Regions from separate parts of the Homo sapiens genome. Here all the other regions are linked to region 1. Evidence: read pairs that join two places in POLR2A ChIA-PET (ENCODE). Cell type or tissue: GM12878. All regions are shown on one strand. Each heading gives the region's core, and the rest is flanking DNA. Links, peaks and the distances in the headings are about the cores only.

What was found. Peaks named below come from ENCODE experiments on the same cell type or tissue, not always from the same donor. Only the 100,000 strongest peaks of a DNase experiment are listed, where the experiment ranks them.
Region 2: POLR2A ChIA-PET joins it to region 1 with 5 read pairs; 2 of 35 experiments call an interaction of 5 or more read pairs at or near these places.
Region 3: POLR2A ChIA-PET joins it to region 1 with 5 read pairs; 3 of 35 experiments call an interaction of 5 or more read pairs at or near these places.

The regions. Positions count from the first base shown.
Region 1 is chr3:170,252,675-170,263,481 of GRCh38, forward strand. It overlaps PRKCI (protein kinase C iota), which reads left to right. Exons shown (of 18, transcript NM_002740.6): 3 at 7,295-7,384; 4 at 10,705-10,755. Among named protein-coding and RNA genes, the nearest start is that of PRKCI, 36 kb to the left of the region's middle. In GM12878, for the core only: no CTCF peak of the experiment used is centred there; DNase peaks (open chromatin) are centred at 4,627 and 6,177; H3K4me3 peaks cover 354 bases; H3K27ac peaks cover 1,674 bases.
Region 2 is chr3:169,750,673-169,761,479 of GRCh38, forward strand. No RefSeq gene overlaps it. Among named protein-coding and RNA genes, the nearest start is that of ACTRT3, 13 kb to the right of the region's middle. In GM12878, for the core only: no CTCF peak of the experiment used is centred there; no DNase peak of the experiment used is centred there.
Region 3 is chr3:170,361,490-170,372,296 of GRCh38, forward strand. The region is part of intron 2 of SKIL (SKI like proto-oncogene); the gene reads left to right. Among named protein-coding and RNA genes, the nearest start is that of SKIL, 9.2 kb to the left of the region's middle. RefSeq lists an enhancer at 318-818. In GM12878, for the core only: no CTCF peak of the experiment used is centred there; no DNase peak of the experiment used is centred there; H3K27ac peaks cover 1,030 bases.

The sequences.
Region 1 (10,807 bases), core at 1,382-9,381:
TGCAGCCTTGACCTCCCATGCTCAAGCAGTCCTCCTGCCTCAGCCTACTGAGACTACAGGCTTGAGCCACCATTCCTGGCTGTTTTTTAAAATTTTTTGTAGAGATGGAGGTCTCACTGTGTTGCCCGGGGTGGTCTTGAACCAAATACTAGATCTTACTCATTCTGTGTGAGTATAGTTTTGTACCCACTCTCCACCACTATCGTTCCCAGCTTCTGGTAGCTATCATTCTACTCTCTATCTCCATGAGTTCAACTGTTTTAATTTTTAGCTTCCACAAATGAGTGAGAACATAAGGTTTGTCTTTCTGTATCTGGCTTATTTCACTTGACACAATGTCTTCCAGTTTCATCCATGTTGTTGCAAGTGACAGGATCTCATTCTTTTTTGTGGCTGAATAGTACTCCCATTGTATTGCTAGACACTTAAGTTGCTTCCAAATCATGGCTATTGTGAATAGTGCTGCAATAAATATGGGAGTGTACATATCTCTTCAATATACTGATTTCCTTTCTTTTGGGTGTATATCTAGTGGTGGGATTTCTGGATCATATGGTAGGTGTGTGTTTAGTTTTCTGAGAAATCTCTATACTGTTCTCCATAGTGACTGTACTAAAGTACATTCCCACCAACAGCATGTGAGGGTTCCCTTTTCTGCATATCCTTTCCAGCATTTGTTATTGCCTCTCTTTTGGATAAAAACCATTTTAACTGGAATGAGATGATATCTTGATGTAGTTTTGATTTGCAGTTCCCTGATGATCAATGATGTTGAACACCCTTTCATATACCTGTTTGCCGTTTGTATGTCTCCTTTTAAAAATGTCTGTTCAGGAGCCGGGCACAGTGGCTCACGCCTGTAATCCCAGCACTTTGGGAGGTTGAGGTGGGCAGATCTTGAGGTCAGGAAATCGAGACCATCCTGGCTAACATGGTGAAACCCCGTCTCTACTAAAAATCCAAAAAATTAGCCGGGCGTGGTGGCAGGTGCCTATAGTCCCAGCTACTCAGGAGGCTGAGGCAAGAGAATGGCATGAACCTGGGAGGCAGAGCTTGCAGTGAGCCGAGATCGTGCCACTGCACTCCAGCCTGGGCGACAGAGCAAGACTCCATCTAAAATAAAAAAAAATGTCTATTCAGGGCTAGGGATGGTGTCTCACGCTTGTAATCCCACCACTTTGGGAGGCCGAGGCGGGCGGATCACTTGAGGTCAGGAGTTCCAGACCAGCCAGGCCAACATGGTGAAACCCTGTCTCTACTAAAACTACAAAAATTAGCTGGGCATGGTGGCACGTGCCTGCAATCCCAGCTACTTGGGAGGCCGAGGCAGTAGAACTACTTGAACCCAGGAGGCAGAGGTTGCAGTGAGCCAAGATTACGCCACTGCACTCCAGCCTGGGTGACAGAGCAAGATCCGTTTCCAAAAAAAAAAAAGGAAAAATGTCTATTCATATCTTTTGCCCATTATTTAATCAGATTATTAGGTTTTTTTTTTCCTATTGAGTTGTTTGAACTCCTTGTCTATTCTGGTTATTAATCCTTTGTCAGATGCATAGTGTGCAAATATTTTCTCCCATTCTGTGGGTTGTCTCTTCATTTTTTTGATTGCTTTGTTTTGCAGAAACCTAAGTTGATGTGATCCCACTTACCTATTTTTGCTTTGATTACCTGTGATTGCGGGGTGCTACTCAAGAATTACTTGCCTGGACCAGTGTCATGGAGAGTTTCCACAGTTTTTTCTTTTAGTAGTTGCATAGTTTGAGGTTTTGGATTTAAGTCTTTAATTCATTTTGATTTGATTTTTGTATATGGCGAGAAATAGGGGTCTAGTTTCATTCATTCTTCTGCATGTGGATATCTTGTTTTCCCAGCACTATTTATTGACAGTCTTATTTATTGAAGGCTGTCTTTTCCCCAGTGTTATGTTCTTGGCACCTTTGTAAAAAATGAGTTCACTCTAGATGTATGGATTTATTTCTGGGTTCTCTCTTCTGTTCCATCGGTTTATGTGTCTGTTTTTATGCCAGCACCATCCTGCTTTGGTTACTACAGTTTGTAGTATAATTTAAAGGCATAGAATGTGATCCCTCCAGTTTTGTTCTTTTTGTTCAGGCTAGCTTTGGCCATTCTGGGTCTTTTGTGGTTCCATATAAATTTACAATGATTTTTTTCTATTTCTGTGAAGAATGTTATTGGTATTTTGATAGGGATTACACTGAATCTGTAGATTGCTTTCAGTAGTATGGACATTTTAACAGTATTGATTCTTCCAATCCATGAACATGGAATATCTTTCCTTTTTTTTTTTTAATGTGTATGTCTTCTTCAGTTTCTTGTATCAGTATTTTATGATTTTCATTGTAAAGAAAGAGATCTTTCACTTTTTTTTTTTTTTTTTTTTTTGAGACAGAGTTTCACTTTTGTTGCCCAGGCTGGAGTGCAATGGCACGATCTCAGCTCACTGCAACCTCCACCTCCCGGGTTCAAGTGGTTCTCCTGCCTCAGTCTCCCGAGTAGCTGGGATTACAGGGATGCACCACCATGCCTGGCTAATTTTGTATTTTTAGTGGAGACGAGGTTTCTCCATGTTAGTCAGGCTGGTCTCGAACTCCTGACCTCAGGTGATCCTCCCACCTCGGCCTCCCAAAGTGCAGGGATTACAGGTGTGAGCCACCGCGCCTGGCTGAGATCTTTCACTTCTTTTGTGATACTTATTCATAGGTATTTTTTTATTTGCAGTTACTGTAAATGGAATTACTTTTTTGATTACTTTTTCAGATTATTTGCTGTGGCATATAGAAATGCTACTGATTTTTGTGTGGTGATTTCATATCCTTCGACTTTACTGAATTAGTTTATCTGTTCTAATAGTTTTTTTGTGGAGTCTTTAGGTTTTTCCAAATATATAAGATGATATCATCTGCAAACAAGGATAATTTGACTTCTTCTTTTCTAATTTGGATGCCCTTTATTTCTTTCTCTTGTCTCATTGCTCTAGCTTGGACTTCCATTACTATGTTGAATAATAGTGGTGAAAGTGGGCATCCTTGTCTTGTTCCAAATCTTAGAGAAAGACTTTCAATTTTCTCCCATTCAGTATGATACTAGGTGTGGGTCTGTCTTATATGGCTTTTATCGTGTTGAGGTATGTTCCTTCTATCCCCAGTTTTTTTTGGATTTTTGTCATGAAGGGATGTTGAATTTTACCAAATGCTTTTTTTAGCATCAATTGAAATGATAGTATGATTTTTGTCCTTTATTCTGTTGTATCATGTTTTATTCTGTTCTATCATGTGATATATCACGTTGATTGATTTGCATGTGTTGAACCATCCTTGCATCCCTGGAACAAATTCCAGTTGGTCATGATGAATGATCTTTTTAATGTGTTGTTGAATTCAGTTTGCTAGTGTTTTGTTGAGGATTTTTGCATCAATGTTCATCAGAGATATTGACCTGTAGTTTTCTCTCTTTTTGACATATTTGTCTGGTTTTAGTAATACTGATGAGTATTACTGGGTCTTAGAATGAGTTTGAAACTATTCCCTCCTCCTCCATATTTTGGAATATTTTGAGTAGGATTGGTATTAGTTTTTCTTTAAATGGCACTGAAGCCATTGGATCCTGGGCTTTTCTTTGCTGAGAGACTTTTTATTATGGCTTCGATCTCATTACTTGTTAGTACTCTAGTCAGGCTTTGGATTTCTTCATGGTTCAATCTTGGTAGGTTGTATGTGTCTAGGAATTTATCCATTTCTTCTAGGCTTTCTGATTTGTTGGCATATAGTTGCTCATCGTAGCCTCTAATGATCCTTTGAGTTTCTGCAGTATTAGTTGTATTGTCTCCTTTTTCATCTGTGATTTGATTTCTTTGGGTCTTGTATCTTTTATTTTTAGTCCGGTTAAAGGTTTGTTGATACTATTTGTCTTTTCAAAAAAATCAAGTTTACATTTTGTTGATCTTTTGTGTGTTTTGTTTCAATTTCATTCATTTCTGCCCCGATCTTTATTACTTCTTTTCTTCTACTAATTTTGTGTTTGGTTTGCTCTCGCTTTTCTTGTTCTTTAAGATGCATCATTAGTTTGTTCATTTAGCGCCTTTCTCCTTTTTTTGATGTGGGCACTTATTGCTTGCTATAAACTCACCTCTTAGTACTGCTTTCACTGTATCCCATTGGTTTTGGTAGTAGTTGTGTTTCTATTTTCATTTTTTTCAAGAAATTTTTCAATTTTTTTCTTAATTTTGTATTGACCCCCTGCTTAATAAGGGGCATATTGTTAACTTTCATGTGTTTTTGTAGTTCCCAAAGTCCATCTTGTTACTGATTTCTAGTTTTGTTCCATTGTGGTCAGAGAAGATACTTGTTAGTTTTTGTAGGTTAGTAACAATATTTGGATTATACTAAGGAGTTTTTATCTAGAGTTATAGAGATTTTCTTAGAATGCTGCCATGGTAGAGAATAAGTGGGTGGGTATATAGGGGAAAACAACATTTTGAAATATGTTTCAAATTTTCCAGATTAAACAGTTAAAAAGAACAGGTGGTGAACCTAGAGAATAGTGTTTTAGAAACCGAGACACAGGATTTCTTAATAGTGGGCAACTTTGTCAGGGACTGCAAGAGAGATCACCTAGAATAAGGACTGAAAAGATGTCATAGGTTTCAGCAGCTGGTTTCATGACCTTTGCAACCGCAGTTTTGGTGGAGTGTTTGGGCTAAAACCTGGCAGCAGCATTTTGAGAAATGTGTGGAAGGTAAGAACATGGAGAAAGGATATGATCACTATGTGAAAAAAAGTTGTTTCATTATAAAAGATTACAAACTTATGATTTTTAAAATATTAAAGAGAAGTATGAAGTGAAAAAAAACCCTGCCCCTTTTCCTTTCTCATCTTCTCACCTGTTTCCTCCAGTTTTAGTCTCTAGTTTTACTCTTGAGATTTGTGGCTACTGAATGAATGGAGTGTCAATCTGAATGGGAAAGAGAATTTTTTTTTTTTTTTTTTTGAGACAAAGTCTCGCTCTTGTTGCCCAGGCTGGAGTGCAATGGTGTGATCTCGGTTCGCTGCAACCTCCGCCTCCCAGGTTCAAGCGATTCGCCTGCCTTAGCCTCCTGAGTAGCTGGGACAACAGGCACGTGCCACCACGCCCAGCTAATTTTTGTGTTTTCGTAGAGACGGGGTTTCACCATGTTGGCCAGGCTGGTCTCAAACTCCTGACCTCAGGCGATCCACCCACCTTGGCCTCCCAAAGTGCCGGGATTCCAGGTGTGAGCCACTGCACCTGGCCTGAAAGAGGTTTTTGAGAGGGAGACTCAGAAACGCCTTTGCCTGAGAAGAGCTAGGAAATAGAAGGAAAGAAAAAAATGGAACAGAGGAGCTCAGAGAAGATAAAAGGAAGTAGGGATGCAGTGGTCAAGTGGGAGAAAAAAAAGGAGAGGCACTCTTTTCTTTGAGTAGCCAGGAAAAAATGACTTTGTTTTTCTTTCTCAATTAGCAGACCAAGCTGTATGCTGGTGATTGAGGTTTGGATAGGGTTGGTGGCATCTAGTGTGTAGTAACTATGGGAATTAGCAAATCAATGGCAGAGTGAAGGACTCACTTTCACTCGCTCAGGTCCAAACTAGGCTTTAAATGACTTCTTTTTTTTTTGAGACAGTCTTGCTTTGTTGCCCAGGGTGGAGTTCAGTAGCACAATCTTGACTCACTACACCCTCTGCTTCCTAGGTTCAAGCGATTCTTCTGCCTTAGCCTCCCGAGTAGCTGGGACTGCAGGCACACACCACTGTGCCTGGCTAATTTTTGTATTTTTAGTGGAGATGGGCTTTCATCATGTTGGCCAGGCTGGTCTCGAACTCCTGACCTCAACCCGCCTGCCTCGGCCTCGCAAACTGTTGGGATTACAGGCCACCACACCTGGCCTGAATGACTTTTTCACTGAGGAATGCCATAGTCCAGGCAGATGTGCCACCTCATTGATCGCCAGGGATGACTCAGTTGTCTGGCTAGTTGGGTAAGGGAGGTGTTTTTTCCATCACTTCTGTGTGTCTGTTACTAAAACTGTTCATTTATATTTCACAGCAGCTCAAGTGCAACTGTTCTTCAGTACTTTTGTAGCTTTTCATTTCTGTGACTCCTTTGAGGAGGCTCTGTCATGTGAAAGGAAAAATTTGATAAAATGATTACATGGAGACTTCTAACTAATCGTATTGTGGCAATGGAACTACTTTCACTTCCTCTTTTAAAGAAACAGGTAACAGAAAGCCTCCTCTTTAGACTTTCCCATTAGACACATAGCAGTGACAATTTAAACTGTGGTCAGTAGCCAGGCATGGTGGTGCACTTCTGTAGTCCCAGCTATTTGGAAGGCTGAGGCAGGAGAATCGCTTGAACCCAGGAGGCGGAGGTTGCAGTGGGCCAAGATAACACCATTGCACTCCAGCCTGGGCAACAAGAGCCAAACTCCATCTCAAAAAAAAAGAAAAAAAATGTGGTCAGGAATAGATTCTGTTTGCTGTATTTGGGATATATACAATGTTAAGAACAAAATGGCCAGGTGTGGTGGCTCATGCCCATAATTCCAGCACTTTGGGAGGCCCAGGCGGGAGGATTGCTTGAGCCCAGGAGGTCGAGGCTGTAGTGAGCCGTGATCATGTCACTGCATTCAGCCTTGAGTGACAGAGTGAGACCCTGTCTCACCAAAAAAGAAAACCAAAGAACAAAATTTTATATCTATATACATTGGTGTCTGTGAACCTCATGTGGTATTTTTATGCAAATAGAAATGGAAGTTATATGTTACCTACTTCAGAAAATTGAATTGTCTAAATAAATATCTAAATATTTGTCCTTAGGCCAGGCACGGTGCTTCACGCCTATAATCCCAGCACTTTGGGAGGCCGAGGCAGGCGGATCACCTGAGGTCAGGAGTTCAAGACCAGCCTGGACAACATGGTGAAACCCTGTCTCTACTAATACAAAAATTAGCTGGGTGTGGTGGCACACACCTGTAATCCCAGCTACTCGGGAAGCTGAGGCAGGAGAATCGCTTGAACCTGGGAGGCAGAGGTTGCAGTGAGCCAGGATCATGCCACTGCACTCCAGCCTGGGTGGCAAGAGCAAAACTCTGTCTCCAAATAATAATAATAATAAGTAAATAAATATTTGTCCTTGTCATATATTTGTTTATAAATATGAGATTATTTTTTCTAAAAATTTACATTATGAAATTTGTTTAGTAATCATCACATTTAGGGGTTTTAAAGTGACCTTTACTTTACTTTTGTGTTTTTTAGGAGACCCGTGTACAGTATCATCTCAGTTGGAGTTAGAAGAAGCCTTTAGACTTTATGAGCTAAACAAGGATTCTGAACTCTTGATTCATGGTAAGAGAGTAGTCATTTCATACTCGTCCAGACTGATAATTTCTTTGAAATCACTCTTTATTCTTCACCATTTTGAAACATAATCTTAATGTCATTTTCTCAATCTCTGTGACTCATGCCTAAGTAATTGTCGTTATTTAGTAGTTTCTCACGTGCTACAGAAGGTAAAATTAATCTGCTGCTTATAGTCTGGGGAATTTTGTGGTCTCTGTATGTCTTGTTGGATATTAAAATGTGATATCTCAGTGTATCACAGCAAATTTATGATAGAACTTAAAAATTGAGAGCCTGGGGAATCTAAGTCATCTACTTGAAATTTTGTTATGTATACAAATAATGACCTCCAAAGGTAAGGTATCTTAAATATCCTTTCTTTTGCTTAAAGGTTAATAGTGAAACTATTTACATGATTCCTTTATTTTTGAGACAGTCTCACTCTGTCACCCAGGTTGGAGTACAGTGGTATGATCTCGGCCCACTGCAACCTCTGCCTCCTGGGTTCAAGCATCTCAGCCTCCCAAGTAGCTGGGATTACAGGTGTGCACCACCATGGCTGGCTAATTTTTATATTTGTAGTAGAGACAGGGTTTCACCATGTTGGCCAGGCTGGTCTCGAACTCCTGGCCTCAAGAGATCCGCCTGCCTTGGTCTCCCAAAGCACTGAGATTACAGGCATGAGCCACTGCACCAGGCCCATTTACATGATGCTTTAGAGACATTAATATGTTTATACCTCAGCAACCTTGAGATGTAGGAAGTGGCATAGAAGAAGTAACCTAAACTCAGTTATCATTGTAACTGGCACGTTGTAGACCTGGATTGTGAATCTAGGAATTCTGATTCCAAATTTGTGTTTCATTCAACTATGCTAACCATCAAAAGTCATGTAAAACTTTTTTTTTGTTTGTTTTTTTGAGGCAGTTTCTCTCGCTCTGTTGCCCAGGCTGGAGTGCATTGGTGCAGTCATAGCTCACTGCAGCCTTGACTTCCCAGGTTCAAGCGATCCTCCCACCTCAGCCTCCTGAGTAACTGAGACCACAGGCACTGCCGCACCACTATGACTGGCTAATTTTTTTTTTTTTTTTTTGTATAGATCGGATATCACTATGATGCCCAGGCTGGTCTCAAACTCCTGTGCTCAAAGAGTCCTACCACCTGGGCCTCCCAAAGTGCTGGGATTAGAGGTGTGAACCACCATGCCCAGCCAAGAACCTCTTAATATACTGCATTTAATTGCAATATATTGACAGTATTTCGTTGAACATTTTTGAGAGCTATGAGACCAGACTTAGGAATCTTCTAAAAAAGTGAAACGAATGTAAATCTTTCCTTAAGTATAATGAATCATTTCAGTGCCTTATTATTATTTCTTTGTATTTTCCTTTACAGTGTTTTTTTTTTAAAAAAAAAAAAAAAACAGTGGTTTGATTTTATATTTTATTTGAGACACAGTTTCACTCTGTTGCCCAGGCTAGAGGGCAGTGGCACAGTCTCAACTCACTGCAACCTTGGCCTCCTGTGTTCAAGTGATTCTCATGCCTCAGCCTCCAAAGTACTTGGGATTACAGGCGCCTACCACCATGCCCAGCTAATTTTTGTATTTTTAGTAGAGATGGGGTTTCACCATGTTGGCCAGGCTGGTCTCGAACTCCTGACCTCAGGTGATCTGCCTGCCTTGGCCTCCCAAAGTTCTGGGATTACAGGCGTCAGCCACTACGCCTGACCTGATTTTTTTCTACCTCCAGAATTTGACATAGTGACTCACAAGGGATCCATAATGTACTTTGTTGAGATTCTAAAAGAGCTTTAAGAGTCTATTTTTTTTGTCATCTCTTTCCAGAATAAAATTACAATGAATGCATAAAGAAGTGATTGATGAATGGTATTAAACAGTCAGTTTTAAGTCTTATTGCCTTTTAATACTACATCACAGATGTTTTCAGAAGCTAGCTTACGTTTCAGCTTTTAAAAATATGCATTAGGAACTGTGCTTCCTATAGTCTGTGCTCTTTATTAAACTGTGTCCTTTAGTACATCACAGACTAAGAATAGCTGACTAGATATTCATAAATACATTGTTGCTTTATATTCTACCTTGTTATAAAAATGGTTTTAATTAGTATATACATTTAAAGTTTCTAATGTAAATTTACATTTTTGATTTTGGTACTGTTTCTGGTGTTAATTTATTCCTAAGTTTAGTATACATCTTTTAAAAACCAATATTTTATGTTCCATATTTGTATACATTTTTGTAATTTAATTTTCATCCTTCATTGTGACAAACTTGTCCTACTATACCAAGGATTTAAGGCGATATTAGTTAATGATTTCTTTAAGGATAAGAAAATAATTCATGATGTAACAGGGACTGGAATTAGTCATTTGAGCTTCTGATGCATTGGTTTTTTTGTTTTGTTTTGTTTTTGTTTTTGTTTCTGAGATGGTGTCTCATTCTGTCACCTGGGCTGGAGTGCAGTGGCATGATCTCAGCTTACTGCAACCTTCGCCTCCCAGGTTCAAGTGATTCCCGGGCCTCAGCCTCCTAGGGAGCTGGGATTACAGGCACATCACCATGCCAGGCTAATTTTTTTTGTATTTTTTGGTAGAGACAGAGTTTTACCATGTTGGCCAGGCTGGCATCCCCTGACCTCAAGTCATCCACCCACCTTGGCCTCCCAGAGTGCTGAGATTAGAGGCGTAAGCCAACGTGCCCAGCCTAATGCATTGTTTATAGACATGTTTGTTTTCATAAGAACTTTTTTCTTTCTTTCTTTTTTTTTTTTTTTTTTAACATCAACAAAGCAAGGCAAATAAAACCTTCTTTTGTGGCCGGGCGCGGTGACTCACGCCTGTAATCCCAGCACTTTGGGAGGCCGAGACAGGCGGATCATGAGGTCAGGAGATCGAGACCATCCTGGCTAACACGGTGAAACCCCGTCTCTACTAAAAATACAAAAATTAGCCGGGCATGGTGGCGCGTGCCTGTAGTCCCAGCTACACGGGAGGCTGAGGCAGGAGAATGGCGTGAACCCGGGAGGCGGAGCTTGCAGTGAGTCGAGATCGCGCCACTGCACTCCAGCCTGGGCGACAGAGCGAAACTCTGTCTCAAAAAAAAAAAAAAACCTTCTTTTATATGGCCTTGGTAAAATGAATCCCTTTGGCAAATAATATTGATCACATGCTAAGTATCTTGTCTCAAGTGAAGAGAGGGTCAGGTTGAAATCTGGGTCAGTTTCTTTTACATTTGAATTTTAAATTCTGTGTAATTTGTATGTTTTAAATATGCTGTTAACTCATGTTCGTTTATTTTCTTTCAGTGTTCCCTTGTGTACCAGAACGTCCTGGGATGCCTTGTCCAGGAGAAGATAGTGAGTGTTTATATACTTCATACCTTTTACAAGAGTTACTATGCTATGGTAC
Region 2 (10,807 bases), core at 1,651-9,650, 500 kb before region 1:
TCATATTTTGTCCAAGATTTCACTCTAACATCAGGATCAGATCACTGTCATGGTTTTAGATGAATTTCCTTTATTCCCATTCTCAGAACATGAATAGATGACTCTAAATATTTCTTTTAAGGAAGTAAGTGGTACACCTTAAATTTGCATAGCAGTACACTTTCACATGGTTTGCCTAATCTAATCTTTACAAATATTTGTGAGTTAGAGAGAGCAGATATTAATAGCCTCATTTTAGAGACGAGGAAATAAAGGCTGAAGTTTAAGTGAATTGCCCAAGGTCACTGAGAAACTACACGGCATAACTGAGATTTAAGCCCAGATATTCTATCTTTCAATTCAGTGCACTTTCTACTTGTGGGGACAATAAATCAGATTTCTCTGGGCCAGTGCAAATTTCGCATATCAAGTCACAGTCTCCCCATTACTGCACTCATATTTGTTGAAACAAGTGTTGTTTTTTTGTTTTGTTTGTTTGTTTGTTTTTGTTTTTGTTTGAGATGGAGTCTCGCTCTGTCACCCAGGCTGCAGTACAATGGTGTGATCTCGGCTCACTGTAACCTCCACCTCCCGGGTTCAAGTGATTCTCCTGCCTCAGCCTCCCTACCAGCTGGGATTACAGGCACCTGCCACCAAGCCCAGGTAATTTTTGTATTTTTAGTAGAGATGGGATTTCACCATGTTGGCCAGGCTGGTCTCGAACTCCTGACCTCAGATGATACACCTGCCTCGGCCTCCCAAAGTGCTGGGATTACAGGCGTGAGCCAACATGCCCGACCAAGAGTTGGTTTTTAAATTAGAAAACACAGCATTATAACTAAAACTATGGGAGGGCTTCCAAAGGAGGAATCAGGTCAGATACTCAAGCTAAAACTCTAATTTCAGTGCAGTGGAAGAATGGCTGTGTCTTATCCCTTCCCACTCTACAACTAAAGAGTGAAAAAGAGAGAAGTTTGATAAATAAAATGGATCAGGAAGGTTGCAAGGACAGAGGTAACATTGCTTAAGGGACTGTGTCACAGATCTTGCTTACCCTCAATTTATCCTATATAAAATTCAGTAATAGTAGCTATAATACAGTGTTTTGTACTAATAAAATAAGACAATCACCTTAAAACAATCAATAAAGGTAGTTTGAGTGTTAGAAGAATAAAGAAACCCTTGCACATGACCCAGGCTCTAACTTCAGAGAAAAAAGAAGCCATAAGATATGAACCCCCTTAACTCCCTACCATGAAATCTTTAAACTGACCTGTATCTGATGGCCCATTTCCTTCCCTTTTGCTCTTTTCTTTTCTATGGAAAATCCCTCTTCTGCTGTACTGCCTTCCTAGAAACCTTTCTCCAGTTCCAGTCATCAACCTTTTTTGTTCTTCAGATCCCTTCCTATCAGCACATAAACATGGTTATTCAAAGCATTACTCAACTCATTACCCTGTCAGCTAACTCTCCTATTTCTCTCCTCTCCTTCATAAACTAAAGAACTATCTGTATCTACCATCTCTCCGTTAATTCCTACACCTCAATTCTCAATCTACTGCGTTCTGGCTTTCTGCCTCCCCAGTCCACCAAAACTACTCTTACCAATAGACAGGATGACTATATAATGTATTGTCCAAACTGGAATTTTTGAAAATACTATTTAAGTCCTTCTCCCCTGCCCATTGTGCTATGGCGTAAAACCCTGTTCATTTCCTTCACACTCTGGAATTATATATTTACTAGTTTACTTCGCACTGTCTGTCTTCTAGTTTACTGCCAAACTTCGGGGATATTGAAGTTTAGTTGCCCTGGTGCCTGGCATTCCCAGCACCTGGCATAATGTTGGCACTTAGCAGGAGCTCAGTAATTCTTTTTTTTTTTTACACGCAATACTTTTATTTTAGACATGCAAGGAAAGCTGTTTCAGAATCTACTAATTTAAAGCAAGCAGCTGTATATAGATAGCAAAAGAAGCAACATTTTGTTACAGCTTAGCAAGAACTTTTTAGAGAGCTATGTCTGAAGTCTGTTCTGCAATATCTGTTGCTTAATAATAACTCTTTCAAAGCATTAATGTTGAGTTTATATAGTTCAAAAATTCTAATATTCAGTTTTAACACCTAAATACTTATATTTTACTAGTGATGGCATTCTAATGTATTAAGTCCTCATTTAAATAATTAATACTTTGTTAACTGTGGCATTATATTTCTGAATTTTAAAACCTTTAATATTGGTAACTATTGCATATTCTTTTAATAAAACAGTAATTCTTTATTGGATGAATGGATACATGAATAAGCAGATGAAAAAATAAACAAATACCATGCAGAATACTTTTGGAAAATAGTGGCATAAATACTACAAAATTGAGAATACTATAGCTGGATCTTTGTCCTCTATTTAAAAAATCAGCAACAGAATCTCTGAGATGAAGGTTGAACAACCAAAAAAGGTCAGAGTTAACACCAGGAAAAAGGTAAGAACGAGTGGAGAAAAGTCGAGAGAACTGGTGAATTCAAACCATTTCCTCCATTCTTCTCCTTTGATACTTGCTATCTGTATAACCCTGTTTTAATTCCATATCTTGCACCAGAGAAAATTACACTAATGAACAGGTAAAACAATCTTTCTTTCTTTCTTTTCTTTTTTTTTTTTTTTTTTCAGATGGAGTTGCCCAGGCTGGAGTGCAATGGCGCAATCTCGGCTCACTGCAACCTCCACCTCCTGGATTCAAGTGATTCTCCTGCCTCAGCCTCCTGAGTAGCTGAGATTACAAGCTTGTGCCACCATGCCCAGCCAATTTTGTGTGTGTGTGTTTTTTTGGTTTTTGTTTTTTTTGTTTTTTTTTTGTATTTTTAGTAGAGACGGGGTTTCACCATGTTGGTCAGGCTGGTCTTGAACTCCTGACCTCAGGTGATCCACCTGCCTCAGTCTCCCAAAGTGCTGGGATTACAGGCATGAGCCACTGAGCCCAGCCCAATCTTTCTGGTTAAGGAACACCATTCTGTCTGATAGAGAGAGGAGACCTTTGAATGTGGAAGTCAAACACTCAGAAGGATTATCAACAGCAGTGCTATTTTTGCTATAGTCAGGTTGTTGCAATGAATACCAAAGAAAGATTTATTCCATAACAGGAATGACACTTTGGACAGCTATCAAATAACATTTACTTAATTATCTTTTTAACAGTCACTTTTTAAAGATTAACTTTAAGACAAATATTTAACTAGATAGATATTCTCCTATCAGTTATACATCAATCACATGAATCTGTCTGTAATAAACAAGCAACCAAATAAGGTGAGAGCTTCTACTGAGAAAAGGAAAAGTGGGAGTGGAAGATGGAGAAAGGTGAGAGAACTGTGAGTTTTTATTATTGTATATCTCATTATTGAAAAGCTACACATTGGACACATACACAAAAAAGAAAAAGTCTTTCACCTCTGAGAATAAATATTCCGAGCACGCTCTGTGTCCCAATTTCCTTTTTTTTTTTGAGACAAAGTCTCTCTCTGTTGCCCAGGCCAGAGTGCAGTGTGGTGTAATTGCCTCACTGCAACCCCCACCTCCTGGGTTCAAGCGATTCTCCTGCCTCAGCCTCCCAAGCAGCTGGGACTACATGCATGTGCCACCATGCCTGGCTAATTTTTTTGTATTTTTAGTAGAAACAGGGTTTCACCATGTTGGCCAGGCTGGTCTCGAACTCCTGACCTCAAGTAATCTACCCACCTCGGCCTCCCAAAGTGCTAGGATTATAGGCGTGAGCCACTGCGCCTGGCCCCCAGCTTCCTAGTTTTGGGGCCTACATCCCCGAATAGCACAGGGCTGTAAACAAGATTTGTTCTGCCCCAGAATGACAGCCCCTGTGCCTTTCCTATTTAATATTACAAATAATCACAAACCATGTCCATGGTATTTGGTAGTTGCAAAGGGTCTCAAATAGGAGAAAATTTACTTGCAAATATAGCCTCTGAAAGCTGCATGTCCTGTCTTTACAATGCCATCTGTCATTGTATCCAGGGAAGAGGGGTACAAATTGGGAGAAGAGCTGGTCCCAGAAGTCTCTGAGGCATGCCTCCTGTGTTGTAGAGAACATTTCCTTCTAGGACAGAAACCACGCTAACCTCTCTTCTAGGACAGTGCCACAATACAATTATTTGGTAAGATAGCAATCATATAGCAGTCATGCCAATTTTCCTGCATCAGTTAAGGTACTTTTGAGTGAAGCAACAAAACCCCTGACGCTAACTGGCTAAAACAATCAAGGTGATTCATCAGCTCATGTATTTGAAAAGTCGAAAGGCAGGGCAAGCTCACACATTTTGGAAAGTCCAAAGGCAGAGCTCCACCTCTCTTTCTCTGTGTTTCCCTGGGCTTTGCCCTTCTTTGTGAGTTGACTCTGTCCTCAAACTGGCCTCCCTCTTAGTTGCAAGTGACTGATAGGAGCAACACTAGTTACTAACGTCTTCATTCCCATTAAAGGGGAGAAAACTCTTACTTCACTCAGCCATTAAACTGAAGTTCAGCACTTTGTTCTGATGAAGCCATCCCAGAACCAATCATGATGGCAAGAGAGGGGATTAGAACCATCCTTGGATACAGGCAAGAGTCAATCCATCCTACCTATGATGCATGGCTGCAACTGAATGCAGGAGGAGGGTGTGATGCAGGAGAGGCACCACTATGTATGTATTCAGCCTCTGCATTGATACCCTTGACCCCCGTGACTTAATACTACACACACACACACACAACTCTGAGAAACAGATTCTGTGTTTTTAGCCATTATCTCTCTCCCTGCCATCTTTACCTCCTGCTTTATCAAAACTTTTGGCAGGGAAAGCAAGGCAGGAAAGAAGATGAGGAAAGATAAGACAGAGAAGATATAATGTGTCCTTTATTTTAGTAGTAGAAGGACTCTGGAAACGATTGAATGATTCAATCTGCATAGCTACTCAAGGTTTGCAGCTGTGGCCAGATCTAGTCCTGTTGACAACCAGATATACATAGTGATCAAGATAAATTCTATTTTGGGAAATTCCAGAAGAGAAAGTAACATAGGTAGATTACCCAGAGGTTCTATACAAGTCTGGACAATTCTCCTTCAAACAAAATACTACCCTTTGGGTTAGTGATGCACCCTTAGTAATTAAGTAAAGGAACAATCTAAAAACATAAAAAAATTTGTGCATAGTTATTCACGATAGCAGTAAAAAAATTGAAAACAAGTTAAATATTCATCTGTAGGTGAAGTGTTACATAGATTATGATACATCCATTAAATGGAACATTAGGCAACAATATTAAATAATGGTTCTGAAGGCTCTGTAATAACATGGAATAATATTTATAATTTATTACTAAATAAAAAAGCAGAATTTGACATATAATTGTCTAAAATATATATATCAGGTATAAAAAGAGACAGGTATAAAATATATACATCAGGTACAAAGAGAGACTGGAAAGAAATGTACCAAATAATGACCTAAATTTTAATTTTGTAACTGAAAAACATTAGAAAGCACTATTAATTACAGATATCTACTTAGCATTTGCCTCTGTGCTGGTGAAATCATAGTTACAATTAGCTGGTCTGTTCTCTGCCCCAACAGCACTCCATCATGCATTCAACAAACAATTATTGAGCACCTGTTATGTACTAGGCACCTGGGATCTGTCAATGAACTCAATGACTTGGGTTCTGCCCCTATCCTTATAACCCAGTGAAGAACACAGATAAGCAAATAATTTATTGCAAATTAGGAAAACATGTTATAAAGGTAATCAACAGAAGATCATAAGAGGAGGGGTAACCTGCTTCAAAAGGGGGTCAGAGAGGATTCTGAGGAGGTGATATCTAAGTTAAGACTTGAGGAGGAGAGAAGGGGCCAGGAACTACAAGTGCAATTTAAGCAGAGAACCCAGGATGAGAGTTTGGTACAAAGGAGGCTGGTGTGGCTGAAGCACAGTGCAAGAAAAGAAGAGGGTGTATTAGTTTGTTTTCACACTGCTGGTAAAGACATACCCGAGACTGGGAAGAAAAAGGGATTTTATTGGACTTACAGTTCCACCTGGCTGTGGATGACTCAGAATCATGGTGGGAGGCAAAAGTCACTTCTTACATGGCGGCAGCAAGAGAAAATGAGAGAAGAAGCAAAAGTGGAAACCCCTGATAAACCCATCAGATCTCGTGAGACTTATTCACTATCACGAGAATAGCATGGGAAAGACTGGCCCACATGATTCAATTACCTCCCCCTGGGTCTCTCCCAAAACACATAGGAATTCTGGGCGATACAATTCAAGTTGAGATTTGGGTGGGGACACAGAGGGGTAAGCAGGGGGCCAGATTATACAAAGCCTTGATAAGAATTTTGGATTTTATTCCAAGTGCAACATGAAGTCACTAAAGTGTTGTGAAGAGAAAAAACATGGCTCAGTTAGCCTTTTAATAAGATCACTCTAGTTCCGTTGTGAAGAATGAATTGGTAATGGGTGTGAGGCAAGATAAGAAGTAGAAAGACCTGTCAGGTCTTTGTAGAAGATGGTGAACTGGGCTGGGGCAGTGGCTAACACCTGTAATCCCAGCACTTTGGGAGGCCAAGGCAGGTGGATCACCTGAGGTCAGGAGTTCAAGACCAGCCTGGCCAACGTGGTGAAACCCCATCTCTACTAAAAATACAAAAATTGCTGGGCGTTGTGGCACGTGCCTGTAATCCCAGTTCCTTGGGAGGCTGAGGCAGGAGAATCACTTGAACCTGGGAGGTGGAGGTTGCAGTAAGCCAAAATCACACCATTGCACTCCAGCCTGGGCAACAGAACAAGACTCTCTCTCCAAAAAAAAAAAAAAAAAAAAAAAAAGATAGTGAACTAGATTAAGGTAGTAGAAATGAAGCCAAAGTGGGAGGATCACTTGAGGCCAAGAGTTCAAGACCAGCCTGGGCAATATAGCAAGCTCCTGACTCTCAAAAAAATTATTTTAAAAATTAGGCTGGCGGTGCACATCTGTAGTCCCTCTATTTCTCACCTTTTTTTATGATATTGTCACATTAATTTTGTAACTGAAAAAATTAGAAAGCATTATTAATTAGATTACTTAGCATTTGCCTCTGTGCTAACTCCTGGGCTCAAGTGACCCTCGCACCTCAGCCTCAGGGCTGCAGTGAGCTATGTCACACCACTGCACTCCAGCCTGGGAAACAGAGCAAGACCCAATCTCAAAAAAAAAAAAAATAGACCAGAGGACACGGCAGGGTGCGGGGAAAATGAGACATCAGCAGTGGTGCCCAGAAGACTGGTTTTAGCTCCTGGGTGTAGCAGTAGCATTTACGGGAAGGGGAAAGGGAAGAAAAAATAGATTTGGGGGATAAAATGATGAATTTAGTAAATTTAAATAACATGAGACTGCACCATATAATTTGCTTATAGAATCTCTCTCTCCAGGAAGACCTTTAAAGATGAGGAATATATGTTTCACCTTTGAAGTCTCAACACCCTGAACAATACAACATGTTGCAGACTAGGTATTTAGTGTTTGTTAAATGAACATCACAACTTTGCAAGTGGTTCATTCATTCCAGTATAATAAGATTCCAGTTATTGTGAAAAGCCATTTAAACTGTTTTCCTTACCAAGGAAAAGTTGATAGATGAGTAATTATTCTTTAACTTAAAAAGAGAATGAAAAAGTATGTGATTTTTTTAAAATTATTTTTTGTTTGTTTAGTTTTCTGTAAAGTAAAATAGCAGTTAAAAGCTAAAATGCGTGTATTTACATTCTTAGGCCTGCTACTGACCTTCTTCAAGTGATTTTACCTCCCAACGTTTCAGTTTCTCCATTTGCAGAAGGGAGATAATGGTGGTTGCCTTATCTCACAAGGATGTCATGAAAATAAGTCAGATAAATTGCTTTGCCCTCCTTGGAGAGGGGCTCTAGAAAGTAAGCATTATTAGATATGATGATGAATACCCACAACTTCAAAGATATTTTTAAATTGCCCCCCCTCCGCCCCCAAGTCTTTGAACATGTTAAGCCTATGAATAGCACTGGGGTAGGTGTTTATATATTTCTGGCAAGCTTTCACCTCTTGTTAAAGCAGTAAATGGTCTTTGAACAAACGTATTTCTCATTCTTTGATAACTATGCTTCCTTGTTTGTACACTTGAAAGATGATTATAATCTGGCATATGAGGTCAAGTTGAACTCCTTGGTGCCATTACAGTTCAAATGTAGCTTTAATTGAGTTTTTCTTCCAAGGTTGAAAATAAGTCACCCAGTTCACTTTAGCAAACTACTCGCATTTTTTAAAAAGATTGTGGGGAATGTAACTGTTTTTGCAACTGATATGTATAATGTTTTTCATTTTAGTTATAATATCCTCATTGATCATACAAAAAAGTCAGTATTTGTATTTCTTCATTATTGCATTTTTCTGTTTTCCTTAAATTGTTTTTAATAACTATAATTATGCCTTTTAACACTTATATAGACAGCCATAGTACACACATAAATATCACCAAAGTGAAAACCTAGAGCCCCAAGACAAAAAAAAAAAAAAAAATGATAGTCAAACATCATCTAGAGAAAGATTCTAGCTGCAGGTGTGCATCAAGTTCATAATTGGTGTTATTTTAAAAATTCACAAACCATTAGCACTTCCACCCTTCTCCATATATCTCTTAACTATATACCCAAGTCAAAACCACTTCCTGCCAGAGTAACTACAACATACCCATCAGAGCGCTGTAAAATCATTACTTGCAAAGTAAAGAGTAAGACAGACTTCTCCTCTCATTAATAATACCAGTTGCTGTCATATATATTACTCATATATTCTCCCCACAACCACCCTTCAAGGGAAGTCTTAGTACATCCGGTTGACACATGTGGAATGTAAAGTTGGGTGACTTATGCTAGATTCCCTCAGCTAGGTTAGAACAGGGTAAAAGTACAGGACCACAATAATATCCTTATTTCAATGTCTTCCTGTTTCCTTTTTATATCAAGGAAGAAATGAGAATTTGAGGCAACACAAATGAAGACCATATATACTTTGATACCTACCTAGGAGGGGAGATACAAACCAGAGTAAAGGAAAAATATGGGAAAAGTTGCCTCATTTCCACCTAGTGATGGTGGAACCCTTGGAACCCTCTTCACATCCCATAACGACTGACAGAATGGACACTGAAAAACAGGCCCACCCCTCAGGCAGAACCACTGGAAGAAATACCCTAACCCCTATACGTGAAGGATTAGCACTACTATTTTCAGAATATTATTAAAATTTAATTTTGAAACTTCTCTTTAGTGATATTCCCAGAAACCTATAACAGATACCACCAGTGTAAACTCCTCTCAAATACATTTATTTTGGGTAGGCCTCAAACTGGTAGGATGGTCCAAACCCTCACCCTTCTAGAGAAAGCACTCAGGAATGCTTAAATTTGCCTAGGCCAAAGGTCGCAAATTAATAGCCTATAATAGACCAGATTTTATCTCAAAACGTTTTTTTATTGGTGCATTGCAATGACTTCAGCTATCAACAACCTAAGCTAGGAGGTCCCCAGGCCATCCTTACATCTGACAAGCTGCCTACAAATTTAGGGGTTCCCACTACCCCTTCAAGTTTCATAATTCAGTAGAATGACTTAGAGAACTCAGGAAAGTGTTATTTCGGTTTTATTACAGTTTTATCATAGCAAAAGGATGTTTATTATAGTTATTATTATGGTTTTATTATAGCAAAAGGATTCAAATCAAAACCAGCCAAAGGGAGAGACACATAGAGTGAGGTCTGGGAGGGTCCCAGAAAGAAGGTTCCATTGTCCCTCTCCTCATGTCCTCAGGGACACATTTTCCTCCTAGCACACTGAGTACTGCCAACCACGGACGTTCATCCAAGCTTCAGTGTGTCCAGAGTTTTTATTGGGGCTTCATTACAGGCATGATTGGATGAATCACTAGTCATAAGGCTCAGACATGTGGCTCCAAGTCTCTCAAGAGGTCGGGCTAGTATCATGGGGCCCAAAGCCCCAACACTCTAATCACATGGCTGACCAACCCCCAGTCATGAGTCATCTCGTTAGTGTAAACTATTGGGTCTAGTCCAAGAGGCCTACCAAGAAAAGACACTCCCACCATTCTTGGTGAATTCCAAGGGTTTAGAGGCTACTTCCCAGGGTTCAGGAACAAAAGCCATCCAAATTCTTTACCATGCACTTATATAATATTTAAATTTTATTTCAATTTAGCTACCAACATTCTATAATCAGTGGTGTTGACATAAAAATCTGAATTTTTGTCTTCTCTTGCAATACTGACAATTTTAGGCTCAATTTCTGTAAGATTGCTGCCTCCTTAAAAAGGGAAGCTCATTCTCCCTACCATCTCTATAGTCTCCATTTTCTTATTCCCAGTGTGATTCACTTCTTTGTTTCCTTTCTGTCCACTGCAGACATTTAAATTTGCATATCCTGGGCTAATTCTTGGGTATTTTCGCTGTTTTTACTTCCATCACATATTATTACCTTAAAAGAATGAACATGAAGGAATGACAGTTACCTTTTGTCACTTCATTCTCATCTTATTTAAAACCACTCCTCCCTTACACTTTGTATGACGGTGGGTGCATGTGTACACACGCTTGTGCCTGTGCCATCTATTTGTCTCTTAAGTCTCGAGCCAGGCTAACATGGAATTTTTGACTGCAGAACCAGGACAAGCTGAATTAAAACTCAATGTCATCCTCAGAGTCAAAACCCATAACCAACTCCAGACCTTACAAAGGAAGCCCCTCATTCTGAAGGACAAAAGAAAA
Region 3 (10,807 bases), core at 954-8,953, 110 kb after region 1:
TGTTTAGTGTGTAACTTAACCTGTATGTTGAACATTGCTCATGCAACAACAACAAAATACCGATTGATATATTTGTATTGCAGTTTTTAGGCCATAAAGTGCTTTGCAGTATGTTTCCTCATTTGACTTTCCAAACATCCTGTGAGAGAAGTAAGACTATTATTCCGTTTTACAGATAAAGTGAATGAAGCTCAGAGAGATAAAATGACTTTCCCAAAATTATGTAGCCAGGGAGTGGAGGAGTTAGGGCTTCTTTTTTTTTTTTTTTTGTGCTTTTAGTAGAGGCCAGGTTTCAGCATGTTGGCCAGGCTGGTCTTGAACTCCTGACCGCGTGATCCGCCCACCTTGGCCTCCCAAAGGGCTGGGATTACATCCTTGAGCCCCTGTGTCCAGCCAGGGCTTCTTTTTCTTATCCTCTTTGGCACACATCTTGCTTCTTGACCACTACATCTGTTGTTTTTCTAGGACTCGATAATTTGCGCTTTGGTGTTATCTCCATTTGCAAATGGTACAATGGCCACAATTCCCGTGGGCTCAAAACAGCATTTTTCAGAGATACACCTATGATTTCTGATGTTTCTATGTTTGGATATTCAGGCTTGCTCAATATTTGAAACAAATGGAAAAGACATGTATCTGAAGAATTTGTGATTTGAAAGGAATAACAAAAAAAATGACAGCTAGAGTAAGGAAAAGTTATTTTAAACTAATAAAATATTAATATAAAAACCTGCCGGGCTCAGTGGCTCACACCTGTAATCCCAACACTTTGGGGGGCTGAAGTAGGTGGATCACCTGAGGTCAGGAGTTTGAGACCAGCCTGGCCAACATGGTGAAATCCCATCTCTACTAAAAATACAAAAATTAGACGGATGTGGTGTCGCACACTTGTAATCCCAGCTACTCAGGAGCTGAGGCAGGAGAATCGCTTGAACCCCGGAGGCGGAGGTTGTAGTGAGCCGAGATTGTGCCATTGCGCTCCAGCGTAGGCGTCGAGGGAAACTCCATCAAAAAACAAAACAAAACAAACAAACAACCTATCAACAGGTGGGAGCAATGAATGGCTCACAATCCCAGCACTTTGGGAGGCCCAGGTGGGCAGATCACTTCAGGTCAGGAGTTTGAGACCAGCCTGGCCAACATGGTAAAACCCCATCTCTACTAAAAATACAAAAATTAGCCAGGCATGGTGGTGTGTGTTTGTAGTCCCAGCTACTTGGGAGGCTGAGCCAGGAGAATCGCTTGAACCTGGGAAGCGGAGGTTGCAGTAAGCCGAGATCACGCCACCACAGTCCATCCTGGGCGTCAGAGTAAGACTCCATTTCAAAAAAAAAAAACACAACCACCTATCAGCCAAGGTATCATAATTTTATTTTTCCTGCTGCATTATCTAGTAGGCTAAACTATTATTTTCATTCCAAGGTTTTGAATGCCGAGGTAATGGACAAGATTGGGATTATTAAATATTTAGTTTCTTGATCGGGTTGTTTTATATTTTTTCCTATTTGACTAAAATTAATGTGTAATAACAGTTCCTAACACTAAGTGTTTAAAATGTGGCAAACATTATTCTTGAGCAGTTTTACATATATAATTTTATTTAATTCTTAACAAGAGGTTGGCTGTGTTTCATTTAGGAACTTTGAATTTTTCCACTATTAGTTTTGATTCCTTGAAATATCCTTGCCCATTTCTATTTTACAGAAGAAATGAATAAAGCATATTAAATGACTGACTGAAGGTTTATTCACAGCAAAGTTAGAGCTTGGACTAGTCCTTAAGACTTGGGATCCTGAGCTTTATTCTGGTGCCTTTAAGGTTTTGAGGGAAATTTAGTTAACAGTGTAGTTTAAGACATTGGTTAAGCCTAATGAAGATAATAATTTTAGACTCATTTATGGTAGTTTGCTGCTTGCTGCTTCCAGAAGACCAGCACTTTGAAATTTCTTGCCAGTGGCTGCTAGATAAGTTTATATTCTTCAGGTGTAGTTATTAACTGATTTTTTTTTTTTTGAGACAGAGTTTCGCTCCTGTTGCCCAGGCTAGAGCTCAGTGGCGCGATCTTGGCAGATTGCAGCCTCCGCCTCCTGGGTTCAAGTGATTCTCCTGCCTCAGCCTCCTGAGTCACTGGGATTACAGGCATCAGCCACCACACCCTTTAATTTTTGTTATTTTTAGCAGAGACTGGTTTCGCCATGTTAGCTAGGCTGGTCTCAAACTCCTGACCTCGGGTGATCCACCCGCCTTGGCTTCTCAAAGTGCTGGGATTACAGGTGTGAGCCACTGCTCTCGGCCTATTAACTAATTTTAAATCAGGATTGACTTCAAGCCAGTGCTCAGTGTAGAACTTGCTTACAGTTGGACTTGTCCCGTGCTGAAGTTTGTGCTCAGAGATTATATTTCAAAATGTGGAATGCCCCTTTTGATATTTGTGATATCTTGCCCCCAAGCTAATTAGGTGCTGTACTTTTTTTTTTGTAGAGACAAGTCTTGCTCTGTCGCCGAGGCTGGAGTGCAGTGGCACGATCTCGGCTCACTGCAACCTCTGCCTCCTGGGTTCAAGCAATTCTCCTGCCTCAGTCTTCCGAGTAGCTGGGACTTCAGGCGCCCACCGCCATGCCCAGCTAATTTCTTTTGTATTTTAGTAGAGAGGGGGTTTCACCATGTTGCCCAGGCTGGCCTCGAACTCCTGAGCTCAGGCAATGCGCCTGTCTCTGCCTCCCAAAATGCTAGGATTACAGGCGTGAGCCACCATGCCCAGTGGTGGTCTACTCTTACATGTCTGTTGGAGGCCACATTTGCCAGATATTGTTGCTCCCGTCTTTTTTTTTTTTTTTTTTTTTTTTTTTTTGAGACAGAGTTTCGCTCTTATTGCCCAGGCTGGAGTACAATGGCGCGATCTCAGTTCACTGCAATCTCCACCTCCCAGATTCAAGTGATTCTCCTGTCTCAGCCTCCCAAGTAGCCGGGGTTACAGGTGCCCACCACCATGCCTAGCTTGTTTTTTGTATTTTTAGTAGAGATGGGATTTTACAGCCTAGCCGGCTGGTCTTAACTCCTGACCTGAGGTGATCCGACCTCCTCGTCCTCTCAATTGCTGGGATTACAGGCATGAGCCATGGCGCCTGGCCCGCCCCAGTCTAATTATTAGTCTGACATAAGTGTATTTTGGATAAACTACTTTTCCTAATATTCTTGCTCTGTGTTTATGTGAAAAACATCTGAGAACCATGATAAAGGTTTAAAAAAAAAAAGATGATGGATTAATTTACTTAACTGAAACAATGTGCTGAGGTTTGGTTAACACTGAAACCATCCTTCGTCTGGGATGTAATCCCTTTTTGTCCCAGAATTCACTGATTTGAATACATTTTCGATTTTAGGAAGGTGTGAGTTTCTTTCTGATCTTTTTGCTGTGTTATATTTTGCAGTATTTGAATTAGTGTTTGTGGTGTATTTTGATATTGCTTGTAATTTTATGTGAATTTGAGAAATTTAAAGGAATTTAAGAAAATTTCAAACACCCATACTTTAAGAAAGATTCTTTTCTTTGGTTCATATTTAATACGTACTTGAGTGGTTGTTTTATTATGCTTACCACTTCACGTTTTAAAAACGTACTCAGAACATTGTGAAGTACACTTATTTTTTAGGGTCTGTGAGGAAGGTGAATGACAATATTTCCACCTCTTAGATGAGTCACATGCTCCTGGTTGTATAACCAGAATCAGGAGTTGAATACAGGGCTTCTAACTCGAAGTTTAGTAATTTTTCACTATTTGCCCCTGAAGCACATGTTAGTAGCAGAAACTGAATTTTGAGAAACATTAACTTTTCTTATCAATTTACCTTAGTACAGGTTGAGCATCCCAAATCCAAAATCTGAAATGCTCTAAAGGCCAAAACTTTTTGAATGCTGACATGGCACTCACAGGAAATGCTCATTGGAGTATTTCAGATTTTGATTTTTGGATTTGGGATGCTCAACTGCCATATCGTGCACATATTCCAGAATCTGAAAAAATCAGAAATTCAAAATACTTTTGGTCCCAAGCATTTCTGATAAGGGATATTCAGCCTCTATGATGGTTCTCAAACTCTGTTTTAACCTGCATATAAATTTAAATACTAAGGTATTTAACTGAGAATGAGATAGTCCTTGACTGAGGAACAGTTTTTATTTTCTTCTGTGAGTCATTGAGTTGGTTGCCAAACAAGCCAAATTGACCCAGAGGGAGCTCATTTTAAAAAGTCAAACTAGGCTTTTTTTTTTTTTTTTTTTTTGAGATGGAGTTTCGCTCTTGCGCCCAGGCTGGAGTGCAATGGCGCGATCTTGGCTCACTGCAACCTCCGCCTCCTGGATTCAAGCGATTCTCCTGCCTCAGCCTCCCAAGTAGCTGCAATTACAGGCGTCTGCCACCATACCCAGCTAATTTTTTTATTTTTAGTCCAGACGGGGTTTCACCATGCTGGCCAGGCTGATCTTGAACTCCTGACCTCAGATGATCCACCTGCCTCGGCCTCCCAAAGTGCTGGGATTACAGGCATGAGCCATTGCGCCTGGCCTTTTTTTTTTTTTTTTTTAAGACTGTACTAAATATATTAACGTGTTATGTAAAGGACCTGATGTTTGGTGTGAATACTGACATGATTTGACATGCGTATATAGTTTATGTAATCAAAGTATTGCTTTTGGATTAAAAAAAGTCCTGAAACTCAGTAAGTTGTTCGAAATGAAACAACTTAATTATTTTACAATTATAAAATATGTAATATATTAATACATTTTAATGTTAATAAGTTGTAGTATCTTGTAAATTATAAATAATTTGAAATGAGACAACTTAATTAAATATAGCTAATAACTCTTTCTTACTCAAGTCGCCATAAGAAATATACTTGATTTTAGGCCAGGCGCGGTGGCTCATGCCTGTAATCCCAGCACTTTGGGAGGCTGAGTTGGGTGGATCACCTGAGGTCAGGGGTTCGGGACCAGCCTGGCCAATATGGTGAAACGCCATCTCTACTGAAAATACAAAAGTTAGCAGGGGATGGTGACACACGCCTGTAATCCCAGCTACTTGGGAGGCTGAGGCAGGCTTGAACCCAGGAGGTGGAGGTTTCAGTGAGCCGAGTTCACACTGCCCTTCATCCTGGGTGACAGAGTGAAACTCTGTCTCAAAACACACACACACACACACACACAGACACACACACACACACACATACTTGATTTTAGATCTGCCTATGTTGTTCTACAGAATGTTGTCAAGTTACTTACCTGATACGAGCTTTTTGTGTTTTTTATTGGAATAATCATTATTTTACTTTAAACTGTATAAATACATGCAAACATCACATTCCTGATTCTTTTTCACATCTTCAGTGGATATTCAGCAAAATCAGAAGTAGATCAAATATATGTAAACAAAAATAGAAAATTAAAATAAATTTGATCTAATTCTAATTTTGTTGAATATTACGTTTGTATGAAAAAAAGATCAACAGGCAAATTAATCATTTGTAAATAAAATTTGAAGAGTAATGTTTACTTAAGATTATTTTCAAACATATTGGAAGTGGTCATTTGTTGTAGGTGATTCTTCACTTTTTTTGTTTGTTTGTTTGTTTTTTTTGAGACGAGAGTCTCGCTCTGTTGACCAGGCTGGAGTGCAGTGGCGCGATGTCAGCTCACTGCAAACTCCACCTCCCAGGTTCACGCCATTCTCCTGCCTCAGCCCCCTGAGTAGCTGGGACTACAGGTACCCATCACCACGCCTGGCTAATTTTTTCTATTTTTTTAGTAGAGACGGGGTTTCACCGTGTTAGCCAGGATGGTCTCGATCTCCTGACGTCGTCATCCTCCCAAAGTGCTAGGATTACAGGCGTGAGCCACTGCGCCTGGCCGATTCTTCCCTATTGTAGCATGTGGCTGACAGTCTCCACTTTACTAAGTTAAGAACTATATATACCCTTTTTTTTTTTTTTTAAATTGAGATGGAGTTTCGCCCTTGTTGCCCAGGCTGGAGTGCAATGGCGCAATCTTGGCTCACTGCAACTTCCGCCTCCCAGGTTCAAGCAATTCTCCTGCCTCAGTGTCCCTAGTAGCTGGGATTACAGGTGCCTGCCACCACACCCAGCTAATTTTTTGTATTTTTAGTAGAGATGGGGGTTTCACTATGTTGGCCAGGCTGGTCTCGAACTCCTGATCTCAGGCAATCCACCAGCCTCAGTCTCCCAAAGTGCTGGGATTACAGGCGTGAGCCACCGTGCCTGGCTAAAATTTAAACTTTTAACATTTAGACTGGACTACTCTTAGGTAAGTAAAATATTTTAGTTTTTAATCTACTTAGGGGGGAAAAATCTCTATAGATTACTTATGATACAAACAGATGACCTAAAGATAGCAACTTAAAAAATTTTTTTTCCCTGAAAGCGTATTAGCCGTTTGAGAGTTTAATTTTGCATTTTCGTTTCACTTCTTCATTTCTGTAGAGATCATTGGAGTAATAATAGTACAAAATATTTCTCCCCTCTTGCAAGCTTTTAATTATACTTGTATTAGGCAGCGTATTTGTCAGTATAAACCTAATTGAGATAAGGAACAGTAGAATGGGCAACTACAAAGAGTTGTGTTGGGACAGAATGTGATCTAGTAATAATTGTGGTGGATTTGATGGTGATTTGCTACCCCAGTGATACAGATTATATTTTGCAATTAGCAAAATTTTTGATCAAGTGGGGATAAGTTGAGAGTCAGATGAAGTATTTGTGCTCATATGAGGGACCATTATGAATACTTTTGTCTAACTTTCTAAAATTAGTAACTGTTCCCACTAGTTTACAGAGTATTTTTTCTATTTTTTTGGAACCGAGTTCAAAGCCTGGCATGTCAAAGGCACTCAATTAAATTTTTCTTTTTTTAACTGAATAGATTTTTGAAAAATAACACTAAACTATATTTTAGAATATTTGGATTTTCTTTTAAAGATGGCTTAACCTTTAAACAGATACAATTTGCACATAAACTGTTAATATAATTCATCAAACAAGAGAATGAGCATTTTGGAAGTTAAGAGCCTTTACTGCAGAAATGTAGGATGGTATTTCAAACTACTATTGAAATATTATGTATTTGAGGAGTCCTCCTTTCCTCATTTTCTTATCTAGAATTATATTTCTGAGACAAACAAGATAACTGAATGTTGGGTTCAAATGTATCTCATTTATAGTTTTTTTTACACAGTAATTACAGTAGTTGGATATTTGCTTACTAAAATGAAGTGTGCAAGAAGAAAGTGTGAAACAGTTTTTTTATTATAGAAGCATTTTCTGAATTATTTCATTATTTTCGACTTGTTACCCAAAAAGATACATTGATTGGAGATAGTGCCCATTCCATTTATTCGGTTGATACCACATTGGGGTTTTGAATGATGGAGACCAATACAGACCTGCTTAGATTGGATAAGGTTTTGTTTAGTGCCTTTCTCATTTTTTACAAAACGACTTTTATAATAACTTCAGAGTAATCAAGTTTTTGGAGCTCATTCTGTTAATAACAGGATATGTGGACCCTCCCTATCCCTGGCATTTTTTTTTTTTTTTTTTTTTTTTGAAATCTGTAGAGTGGCTTTGCAAATAGTGCCCCCTGTGGTTTAGGAAATAGAGCCTCTTTATTTTTATTATTAAAAAATAGAATTGTTAGCATATGATTTTTGAAAGTTAGAAATTTATCCTTTTTGTTTGAGAAATGGGAAAAAACTTAGAAACTTTAAAGAAGAAAAACAAAAAAGAGATGGCCGTGTTTTCAGAGTAGGCCTGGATCATCATAGTCAGCCAGTAGTTTTCTCGTAGCAGTGCATATGTTATCAATTATGCCACTGGGAAACCAAAGAAGTAATCAAGAATTGGGCTAATTTTTTTTTTGATAAGGAGTTTTGCTCTTGTAGCTCAGGCTGGAGTGCAATAAGGCAATCTCGGCTCACTGCAACCTCCGCCTCCTGGGTTCAAGTGATTCTCATGCCTCAGCCTCCCTAGTAGCTGGAATTACAGTCATGTGCCACCATAGCTGGCTAATTTTTGTATTTTTTGTAGAGATGTGGTTTCACCATATTGGTCAGGCTGATCTCGAACTCCGTACCTCAGGTGATCTGCCTGTCTCAGCCTCCCAAAGTGCTGGGATTACAGGCGTGAGCCACCGCACCCAGCGAATTGGGCTAATTTTAATCCCTTTAGAATTCTGGGAGTGGAAAGTGATTGTCGAGCTAGAATTCAGTTTGTTCCTAGTAAAGGGGTAGAACTTGTTTGAGAATAGCTTTGGTAATAGCTTGAATCTGTATTTTGTTCACATATAGAATTTTATTCTACTGGGATTCATATTACATAAAATAAGGATTTTATTAGACTCTAGAAAGCAAAAGAATATATAAACAATGCATCTTGTTGTAAGATGTGATTTGCTTCCGGCTGCGCGCGGTGGCTCACGCCTGTAGTCCCAGCACTTTTGGGAGGCTGAGACGGGCGGATCATGAGGTCAGGAGATCGAGACCATCCTGGCTAACATGGTGAAACCCCGTCTCTACTAAAAATACAAAAAATTAGCCGGGCGCGGTGGCAGGCGCCTGTAGTCCCAGCTACTCGGGAGGCTGAGGCAGGAGAATGGCGTAAACCCGGGAGGCGGAGCTTGCAGTGAGCCGAGATCGCGCCACTGCACTCCAGCCTGGGAGACAGAGTGAGACTCCGTCTCAAAAAAATAAAATAAAATAAAATGTGGTTTGCTTCAATCACTAACTCATTATATTAGGCAGAAAGAATGAATAGGAAAGATATAAAATTAGTTTGAGTCCTTTTGATTTCATGACTTCTAGACTTAAGAGTGGATCATAGAAATATGTAATATTTCTATATATACATATATATGTATATATACAGAGAGAGAGAGAGAGAGCCCCCCCCCCCCCCCCGAGCAGGAGTTCATCTTATAGTCTTACAGTCTTCTTATATCTTACAGTCTTCGAATCTAGAATGTGGTAGATGCCTAATAAAGGTTTGGATAACAGTGAAGTCTAAGTGGCCCTATAAAGTTACCAGTGATTCTCGAAGAGGGAAACAGGTTTAGTTTTAAAACAAACCAGCATTTCGTTTTTATTTGTGATGTTGAATTTATTCTGAGATTTCAAATGGCATTAAAAGTACATATTTTGCATTTTTTATGGGAACAAGGAATTAAAAAGCTTAAGAAACTTACTAAAAGTTTGGGTAACATAGTTTGACCCTGTCTTTACAAAAGATTGAAAAAAACAATTAGCTGGGCTTGGTGGGGCATGCCTGTAGTCCCAACTACTTGTGGGGCTGAGATGGGAGTATCGCTTGAGTTGGGGAGGTTGAGACCGCAGTGAGCTGTGATGGCACCTCTGCACTCCAAGCTTGGGCAACAGAGCAAGACCCTGTTTTTCTCAAAAAAAACAAGACAAAACAAAACTTAATAAAAATGATTTAAGACTTCTATGCTTTTTATAGTCTATGTTAAATTTTTTTGTGTGATTATGAAAACAATATAGGCCCATTGTAGTAAATACTAAAAAAGTACAAAGAAGAAAACACAATTTCCTCATAATTGCACCATGTGATAACTGCCTCTGGAATTTATTCATTTGCGTATGTAATTGTAACTGTGTTTGTGCAAAAGCATTTCTAGAGTGCATAAGTATTAATAAAGGAGTAGTAGGCCTGGTGCGGTGGCTAACGCCTGTAATCCCAGCACTTTGGGAGGCCAAGGCAGACAGATGATTTGAGGTCAGGAGTTCGAGACCAGCCTGGCCAACATGGTGAAACCCCATCTCTACTAAAAATAATAATAAAAAAAATAGCTGGGCATGGTGGCACACGCCTGTAATTAGAGCTACTTGGGAGGCTGAGGCAGGAGAATTGCTTGAATCCAGGAATCGGAGGTTGCAATGAGCGGAGATCGTGCTACTGCACTCCAGCCTGGGCAACAGAGTGAGACTCTGTCTCAAAAAAAGAAAAAGAAAAACAAAAGGAGTAGTTACTGGAATAATACTTTTGGACCAATTTTAAGACAGTTCATTTAGAGCAGTGTTTTTCTAACTGCAATTTGTCATTCATGTAGCCATCTCAAGCAGGGTTCCATAAGGGGAGATTTAAGCACTACAGAAAATGAATTGAGTGCTGGTTTTGTCATTTCTCCCAGTGATCGTACTGGTACCATTCTAAATGCACTGGAGAGAAGGTAATTCATTACATACAATGGATGCCTTGGGGCATTTTAAATTCTCCTGAGAACCTCAATTGAAAACCGCCAGGAGGGTCATGAAATCAATTTAGTGGGTCACCAGCATTAAAAAACATAAAAACCTGAAGTAGAATAAAATGGAAAATAGAGGACATTGCACATAGGAAGATTAATCAATCTCTGTTTTGAAATTGCCAGTTTACATTATTTGAAGGCCAGAATAATCCAGGACTGTAAATTGTTAAGCATATATGCTAAAATGAGATAGAAAAGTAAAGCCTTAGAATTATACAGATTAAAATTTTTGACAAATAGTGGAAAATAATGTGTATGACACTGAGATTTCCATGTAGTTGCAGTATTAAGTTTATTGGGCATCACAGACCTTCAGTATAAAATGTCACAGGATTAACAGGATTTTTATCAGTGTATTTTTCTTCAAGTTCTAAAGGGGATGTTATATTACCAACTTTACATGGCTTTGTTTCCATTAAGGACTCAAAATAATAGTTGCAAAATATTACAAGAACTCGAGCCTTTGCATTTTCTGTG